Linked DNA regions of Homo sapiens: region 2 is linked to region 1. A link is a contact called in ENCODE POLR2A ChIA-PET data. All regions are on one chromosome and are shown on one strand. The core of a region is the stretch at or near the end of the contact, and the rest is flanking DNA. Distances in the headings are between cores, read along the strand shown.

Region 1 (4,606 bases), core at 786-3,285:
CAGAGGGAGGCTCCTGGGTCTCCTGCTCTGCCTTCTTCTTTCCATTCATATGCAAGAAGCATGCATTGAGCACTTACTGGATCCACAGCCCAAGGCTCAGGGCTATGGGAATCTGATTAGGCCTCTGCCCTCCACTTTTACAGTCTGCAGGAGGGAGGAGGCTGATGGCCTGAAATTTCAGGCCTTGGAAGTGGAGAGGAGGAAGGGGAGAGCCCAGGGGATTCAGGAGCGGGGTAGACTCATCCGGCTCGGGGAGTGTGGTGGGGCCAGCAGGGTGGGATTGGAGGATGAGGCCAGATCCCAGAGGATTTGGGATCCCGTCTGCCCTGCCCCTCCCCAGCCCAGGCTGTGAAGCAGGGAGGCTGCTGGTATCTGGGCCTGATCTGACCCTGCGGCTCCAGGGGTTGTGAGCAAGGGAGTGAATAGTGGTCCCATTTACAATGTAGGAAAGATAAACCTGGAGATGTTTTTACCCTTTGGGCAAGGCAGGTAAGCTCAGAGCAGTTAGGAGACATTGCCCCGACTAAGATAGGTGACAGCCCAGAAGGAAGGGACTGGAAGCCCAGCCAGTGGGGATGGGAACGAGGCATGAATTGAGCAGGGTTTCTCAACTTCAGCACTCACAGATGATATTTGAGGCTGGCTGTGCTGCGGAGGCTGTCCTGTGCGTTGTAGATTATTTAGCAGTGTCCCTAGTCCTACCCACTAGATGCCAGTAGCACATACATACACACACAGCCTGTCAAGATGTGACAACCAAGAATGTTTCCTGAGGGGTAAAATCGCTCCTGGTTTGAGACCCATGGAATAGAGAACTATTCAGGGCTGAGATCTGCTGATGGGGCAGTAAAGAGGGAGGGGATGGGGAGGGGAGGCGGGTGTGCAGGATGACCGTGAAGTCTCTGACCTGGGTAGGTGGTGGTGCCAGGCCTTGGGAGGGGGAGCCCAGGCCAGGAGTGGCGAAGAACAGATTTGAGGAAAAGTAATGTATTTTGATCGTTTTGATTTGGACACAATCGCAACAACAGTGCTCTCCATTTTTGGAGAGGCAGCTTGCCCAGAGGTGAGTGGTGCCGACTGCCCGGCTCGCCAGCTGTGTGACCTTGAGCAGGTCACATGCCTCTGAGATAATGATAATCAGAGCCACTCCATCCATAGAGTTGGTGTGAGGACTACATGAGTTCCTGCACGAATCGAAGGCCACGTCTGGCTGGCGGCTGCAGTGTCCGGCAGCATCGTTCTGTGGTGGGTGTCATGTGGCTTGAGGTTGAGTTGGGGGAGCCTTGGGACAGGCCCAGCAGACAGGCGGAGGGCAGGTCCAGCAGACAGGCGGAGGGCAGGTCCAGCAGACAGGCGGAGGGCAGGTCCAGCAGACAGGCGGAGGGCAGGTCCAGCAGACAGGCGGAGGGCAGGTCCAGCAGACAGGCGGAGGGCAGGTCCAGCAGACAGACGGAGGGCAGGTCCAGCAGACAGGCGGAGGGCAGGTCCAGCAGACAGGCGGAGGGCAGGTCCAGCAGACAGACGGAGGGCAGGTCCAGCAGACAGGCGGAGGGCAGGTCCAGCAGACAGGCGGAGGGCAGGTCCAGCAGACAGGCGGAGGGCAGGTCCAGCGGACGGTGGGATACCCAGGGCTGGAGCCTGGAGCGGCACGTGGGCTGTTGGTGTAGGCGAGGGTCAGGCCCCAGACAGTGTTCATGCTGGCAACTCAGGTCATCTCTTCCAGTGGTCCTGGAAGGCCAGTCTGCTGGGTACTGTGACAGCTGGGACAGTGGCGCCATCACAGCTCGACCCCAGGTGGCTTGTAGACACTGGCTTCTGAACCAGTTCTGGCCTTTTTGTCCAACACCTTTTGGCTCAACTCCTTTATACCCACACCAAGCCCGATGCCTCAAAGAGAGCAAGGACATCGCCCCGGGGGTCCTGAGAGGGAGACGTCTTGTTTCTTTGGCTTCAGTACTTCCAGAGGATCTGTGATTGCGAACAGTCTCTGAACTCTGCCAGGAACTGGCTGTCAGAGCGGTAACTCCAGTTCACCGAGGGCTATGTGCCAGGCATCAGAGGGGCCAGGTAGTGGTTAGGGGCAGGGACTTTGCAGCCACATGACCTGGGTCTAGATGCGGGCTCTGATGCTTCCTCACTGTGTAAGACACAGTGGACGCATTACTTAGCCTCTCTGTTCTTTAGTTTCCTCATCTGTAAAATGGGCATTGTAGGGGAGCAAAAACTGGCTTCCCTCCAGCCTTCTAGGTTCTTTGGCTGGGCTATGAATTAAATTGACGAGAGGCGGGGCGCAGTGGCTCATGCCTGTAATCCCAGCACTTTGGGAGGCTGAGGTGGGTGGATCACTTGAGGTCTGAAGTTAGAGACCAGCCTGGCCAACATGGCGAAACCCCATCTCTACTAAAAATACAAAAATCAGTTGGGTGTGGTGGCACACGCCTGTAGTCTCAGCTACTAGGGAGGCTGGGGCAAGAGAATCAGTTGAACCCTGGAGGCGGAGATTGCAGTGAGCCGAGATCATGCCACTGCACTCTAGCCTGGGTGACAGAGTGAGACCCTGTCTCAAAAAAAAAAAAAATGAGGACTGGGGTGGAATGTGACCAGGTTACAGGAAGGTGAGGGGAGGAAGTGTAGGTGAATGAAGGTTGTCTTGTTATGCAGAGAAGGTCCTGGGTAATAAAAGTTGCCTTGGAGCAGCCTTCTTCCTGATACAGATATGGATTGAGCATACATGATCAGAAAATCTGATATCCGAAATGCTCCAAAATCTGAGTTTTTGAAGTGCCAACATGACACTGAAAGGGAATGCTCACTGGAGCGTTTCAGATTTTGAAAGTTTGGATTTGGGATGCTCGACCGGTAAGTATAATGCAAATATTCCGAAACCCAAAAGATTCTGAAATCTAAAACCCTCTATTCGCAATCATTTTAGATGAGGGATATTCCGCCTGTACTTGACTAATGTAGCTTTCCTTTGTGGATGTAAATTTATTTTACAGAAGGACAATTTTTTTTTTCCTTTTTTTTTTTTTTTTGGACGGAGTTTAGCTCTTGTTGCCCGGGCTGGAGTGCAATGGTACCATCTCAGCTCACTGCAACCTCTGCCTCCCGGGTTCAAGGGATTCTCCAGCCTCAGCCTCCCACATAGCTGGGATTACAGGCATGTGCCACCACGCCCGGCTAAAGGACAGCTTTTCAGAGCTACTCCCATGTCTGCACTTTCTGAGAATAACCAGCTCAAAGTATGCCAAAGAAGTGGCCGGGCGCCGTGTCTCCTGCCTGCAATGCCAGCAGTTTGGGAGGCTGAGGCAGGTAGATCACCTGAGGTCAGGAGTTCGAGATCAGCCTAGCCGGGCATGGTGGCGCACACCTGTAATCCCAGCTACTTGAGAGGCTGAGGCAGGAGAATCACTTGAACCTGGGAGGCGGAGGTTGCAGTGAGCCAAGATCGCGCCATTGCACTCCAGCCTGGGTGACAGAGTGAGATTCTGTCTCAAAAAAAAAAAAAAAGCCAAAGAAGTATACTTTGGGGTAGCCCATTCTGGTCTCCTACAGTGGTATTTTGGGGTGGTATGTCCTGAGTTCCAACAGCATCATAATGATCCCTAAGGGAGTGTAATTGCTTCAAACGGTGCCTGACACAGGTCGACGCCTTACCAGGACTTGCCTTGTTGTGGTGTCACCCTCACAACAACTCAGGATGGGTGTTGCTTCCATTCTGCAGGGGAGGAGACTAAGGCCCCCAGGGCTTGCACAGCTGGAGCTTATCCGGGGCAGGGGCACTGGCTGGGGTGAGGATGTCCTGGTTTCACCTGTGGTCTGGCTGTGTGGCCTTAGAGTGGTGGCTTCACCTCCCTTCACACCTCAGTTACTTCACCAGTGAAGTAACTGTTTGCTATATATGGTGGGCCGTCAAGCCTATTGGAGGGATGGACAGACAGACAAGTCAGCTGCAGCACCAGGACAGGGCCACTGAGGACCAAGGGAAGGAACCATGGGACCTCGGGAGGGAGGAAGTGCTGCTGGAGAAGTCAAGGTAAAACCCGTTCCTAGACAACTGCTCACAGCCAGCTCGCTCCCCTCGGCCAAACCCAGGCACACCCCAAGCAGCCACACCCATCAGGGCAAACAGGCTGCTGTGCTTGCCCGGCTGCCGCAGAAGCACCTGCCTGGGCCTTCCCTGCCCGTGCCCACCCTCCTCTGTCCCCTTAGGCCCTGAACAAACAGTGTGTTCCTGACCCAGCAGCCCCTGCGGAGGGCCAGGTTGTTCTGTATTGGCTTTCGAATGGCTGGGCCCCTGGTGTCAGGTGACAGCAGCCACACAGGGAGGGCCAGGCTGCCGCCACTGCCAGGAATCTGAGCTGGCCACACCCAGCCAGTATCGGGCAGAGTGGCCCGGCCAGGCAGGAGTGCTCCCCCAAGGTGCTGGGCAGCCTCTGAGGGCCTGGTGCCCACCACTGCCTCCTTCCCACCCCCTGAGGAGTGCCAGGGACTCCTCCTCAGGTCCTAGCCCTTGGGCAGGGTCCTCCCTGGCTGCAGGCAGGATGAAGGCCCCACTGTCTCTGACAGCCAGCCTTTGCCCACTCGCTCCCCTTCCGGGACCTGG
Region 2 (4,606 bases), core at 463-2,962, 230 kb after region 1:
TAAAATAGCTATTATAAATGCACATAGTGTATTCTATAGCTGCCAGGTTTACTTTTTTTTTTTTTAAAGGAAACTGTAAGTTACACTGTGGTTAAGACTTGTATCTTCACCCTTGAAAAAGCCCACATTCTATCACAGTGATGTATGGTCAGACTTAACAGCCCCAATTGTTAAACACTTGGATCAAGTCATAACCAGTTTTATTGCAAAAGGACCCTGTACACATTTATCAACTCTAGTACCTTAATAGCTACCCAACAAGTCATTAACATACAGAAACATGCATCATGAGAAGCAAGAAGTATCACCCATCCCTTCTGCATATTAGCAACTTGTCACTCCTGAGCAACAGTGCTCACATCACTGAGGTCTGTGAACAGTCACTTTTCGCATTCATCCTGAGTGAAAGATGGAATGACTTAAGTACAAATGCAACATATTATAAACAATTTCTTACAAAAAAAGTCACAAATTAAACCAAAGTATTTTACAGAATTTACTACAAAACGCCATAAAAACTGCCTTCACTTAAGCTCTCTCTCCCCGTATCCGGCGAGCCAACTGGATGTCTTTGGGCATGATGGTGACTCTCTTAGCGTGGATGGCACACAGGTTGGTATCTTCGAACAGACCCACCAGGTACGCTTCGCTAGCCTCCTGTTGAGGACGAGAGCCGCACTATTAATCCCACTCGGGGAGCGGAAACCGCCCAGCCCTCCCCCGGCTCCAGGCCTTTGTCTTACCTGCAGCGCACCGATGGCTGCGCTCTGAAACCTCAGGTCGGTTTTGAAATCCTGCGCGATCTCCCTCACCAACCTCTGGAAGGGCAGCTTCCGGATGAGCAGCTCGGTCGACTTCTGATAACGACGAATCTCTCGAAGCGCCACGGTCCCGGGCCTGCAGCGAGCAGGGGAGGAGTGAGCGGACGCTGCCGCACAAAGCCGGCCACCGCCGGGCCATTGTTCCCCCGCCCGACCTACCTGTAGCGATGAGGCTTCTTCACCCCGCCGGTAGAGGGAGCGCTTTTCCTGGCGGCTTTCGTGGCCAGCTGTTTGCGGGGGGCTTTCCCACCGGTGGACTTACGAGCAGTCTGCTTGGTTCGGGCCATTTTCTTTCACCTAAGAAAGACGCCCCGAAGATAAGGCCGCCGCGCTCACCCGGGCCGCCCCCCAGGGCTGCGGGGGGAGGAACAGATCCTGGCCCCACCGCCGGGCCTCCCGCCTCCCCGCGCCCCACCTCGCGGCAGCAGATGGCCGAGGGCCGCCAACCTCCTCCCCCTCCCCTAATGACTCAGGCTGCGAGGAGCGGCAGCCTCCCCCGGGAGGGGGAGCGCGGGGAGGAGTCACTTCCCTTCCTCGACGGGCGGAGGCCCGACTGCCCGGAACCCGGCGTCGGGACCTCTGAATCACCGCCGGGAAAAGGCGGGGACACAGTTCCGGAACAAAGCCCCAAGGGGAAACCTCCCGGCCCCATACCCGACCCGACGCCAGCGGCCCGAGCAGCCCCCGCCGCTCGGCTCCCAACGGCCGCGGCGCGCGGCGCCAACGGTTGGCAGAACCTGAAGCCGCGGGTAAACCTACGAACGCCTACCCAACGCCGAAGTTTTAGGCCACTTCTCCGACCGCCGCGCCGCTTCCGCTGCCCGAGGAAGAGCCGCAGTCGACGAGCGAAAAACCAGCACCGCCCAACGAACGACCAAACCGCTCTGCGCTCCAAGCCCCCGCGTCGCCTCCGTTTTTATAGGCACGCTTCACGCTGCGTCTCTGCGTCATAGAACCCTTATTTGCATACACCAACGACTTTTTCTATTGGTGGGCGCTTTCGCCGACGCGCTGACATCCCCCGACACAAAGGCCGTGCTTCGGCACTGTTCCATGATTGGTGCATATCTACGCCGCTGATTGGCTGTTAAAGTGGCCTAATGATTGGATGGATGCAAAGAGGAATGGACGAATCAGAGTTTAGCACTAAGCGGCCCTTCTGATTGGATAAAATGGAGCTATGTTTGGATCCTTCCCTTGGTTCCAAAGCTCTGCAATAGAAAGTCAATGCAAATGAATTGCATTGGTCTCTATCAGAATGAGCAGGAGTCTAAACTCACAGGCATCAAGCGAATGCTATGCACCCAGAGAGGCTACTTTAACAAAATTTTTGTAAATATTTTCCGATGTAAAATAAAATGTGTTCCCTGGATTATTTACCTTTCATAATATTTTGATAGTTAAGTGCGTAGTGTGAGAATTAGAATTCAGTAAATCATGTTATATTATCAAGTATTTCATATATCATGCACATACATTTTTAACAAAAAGCAGGTCTCTTGGTGGGGTGGGAAGGGGTAAATAATAAATACAAATAAACATGTTAATAAATTATTTTAGAGGAACTGTTTTGTATGTTTTTAAGGTGTCACAAAATATTTTTTGATTTCCATATGCTTAAACAAGAGGTAACTTACTAAGCAACATGTTACTTGAATTATGTACTTCAAGTGAATGAAATGACTACAGCTAGAAAGTAAATAGTCCTACTATAGTATTTGCATGTCCATAAAGAATAAACAAAAGATAACTAAACTAGATATGTGCCCTTTTGTTTAATAGCATATCCTGGCAGGTATTACTTCTGAAGAAACATGACAAATGTGTAAATATGCTAATCCCTACCTTTGCCTAAGTAAATGTCTTGGGTAGATTGTAATAGTCAGTTCTTCAGTTGCCTCAAGTATATAAAATACCATAGCAGGCTTAAGGTTAAGACTAGCCAAGCAAAGCCCAGAAAATTGAAATAGAGCCTTGGGCATTCTACTCTATAGTTCTGATGCTGGTCCAGCAAATATTCTAAACTATTAAAAGAAAAAGTAGCAGATACAGGTATGCATAGGTTTCAACTAAATTAATTTTTTTTTTTGAGACGGAGTCTGACTCTGTCGCCCAGGCTGGTGTGCAGTGGCACGATCTCAGCTCACTGCAAGCTCCGCCTCCTGGGTTCACACCATTCTCCTGACTCAGCCTCCGAGTAGCTGGGACTACAGGCGCCTGCCACCACGCCCGGCTAATTTTTTTGTATTTTTAGTAGAGACGGGGTTTCACCGTGTTAGCCAAGATGGTCTTGATCTCCTGACCTTGTGATCCACCCGCCTTGGCCTCCCAAAGTGCTGGGATTACAGGCATGGGCCACCGCCCCTGGCCGGTAATTTTTTTTTTTTTTGAAGTGGGGTCTTGCCCAGTCACCCATGCTAGAGTGCAGTGGTGCAGTGACCACGGCTCACTGCAGTTTTGACCTCCTGGACTCAAGCAATCCTTCTGCCCCAGCCTCCCAAAGTGCTAGGATTACAGGCATGAGCCACCATGCCTGACCTTCAGAGAATTACAGTACGTAAGTACAAATACCTCAATATTGACTTGTCACACCAGTGGTCAAGTATCAAACAATGAGAAAAAAATGCACACTTTGAAAAACTAGCTCAGCTTCATCTCAATCTCTGGTATCAAATTCCTGTTATTATTTCAGCCTTCTTAATTTTTTTTTTTTTTTTTTTGAGACGGACTCTTGCTCTGCTGCCAGGCTGGAGTGCAGTGGCGCGATCTCAGCTCCATGCAACCTCCACTTCCTGGGTTCAAGCGATTCCCCTGCCTCAGCCTCCCAAGTAGCTGGGATTGTAGGCATGCGCCACCATGCCCGGCTAATTTTTTGTATTTTAGTAGAGACAGGGTTTCCCATGTTGGCCAAGATGGTCTCGATCTCTGGACCTCGTGGTCCGCCTGCCTCTCGCCTCCCAAAGTGCTGGGATTACAGGCGTGAGCCACCGCGCTCAGCCAGCCTTCTTAATCTTAACGTGCACATTATGTATTTAATCATCATATACCTAAATTTACTGTGATAACCAACTTTGATTTCTGCCTTTGACTCAAAATTTGAGGTAGGGAAAAATTACATGATTTTATTAATGCCATGCTGAGAAGAGAAACCTAGGTGGATTCTCATGCTTTATTCTCAAACCTGTGTCAAGTTAAGAAACAGGGGACTGTTTAGACACACATATGAGGCTGTCAAATTCTCTGGGATGCAAACAGAAAAATAACTTGTCATCTTTTTTTTTTTTTTTTTTTTGACTTTGGCCTAGAAGAGGAATAGGCTTTCTAAATTGGTCCCCCACTTTGTGTTCCACGATTTTTTTTTTTTTTTTTTTTTTTGAGATGGAGTCTTGCTCTGTCGCCTAGACTGGAGTGCAGTGGCGCCATCTCGGCTCACTGCAAGCTCCGCCTCCCAGGTTCACACCATTCTCCTGCCTCAGCCTCCTGAGTAGCTGGGACTACAGGCGCCCGCCACCACGCCTGGCTAATTTTTTTGTATTTTTAGTAGAGACAAGGGTTTCACCATGTTAGCCAAGATGGTCTCGATCTCCTGACCTTGTGATCCGCCCACCTCGGCCTCCCAAAGTGCTGGGATTACAGGCTTCAGCCACCACTCCCTGCTGTGTTTCACGATTTTTCTAGGTTATACAGAATCCTGTCATTTCCATGCCTTTGTGTGGATGGACAGTCATTTTCTTTCCAGCTTTGCTGATTATTAGAAACTAAAGCCACCCGGAGAAAAAAGGTAT

The links. ChIA-PET counts read pairs that join two places held with the same protein, here RNA polymerase II (POLR2A).
Region 2: POLR2A ChIA-PET joins it to region 1 with 11 read pairs in BJ. The contact joins the promoter of H3-3B here to the enhancer-like site in region 1. POLR2A ChIA-PET finds 5 or more read pairs at or near these places in 7 of 52 experiments (BJ, HEK293, HepG2 and 4 more).

The regions. Positions count from the first base shown.
Region 1 is chr17:75,545,261-75,549,866 of GRCh38, forward strand. All of the region lies in intron 2 of LLGL2 (LLGL scribble cell polarity complex component 2), which reads left to right. Among named protein-coding and RNA genes, the nearest start is that of LLGL2, 22 kb to the left of the region's middle. RefSeq lists an enhancer at 1-248. Within about 2 kb of position 2,036, at least 4 of the 41 ENCODE cell types and tissues checked have a DNase peak (open chromatin) inside an H3K27ac peak, as active enhancers do.
Region 2 is chr17:75,778,067-75,782,672 of GRCh38, forward strand. H3-3B (H3.3 histone B) reads right to left here and starts at 1,713. Exons shown (of 4, transcript NM_005324.5): 1 at 1,591-1,713; 2 at 981-1,118; 3 at 744-897; 4 at 1-657. The coding sequence starts at 1,108. The coding sequence ends at 529. RefSeq lists an enhancer at 801-1,405 and a silencer at 1,034-1,303.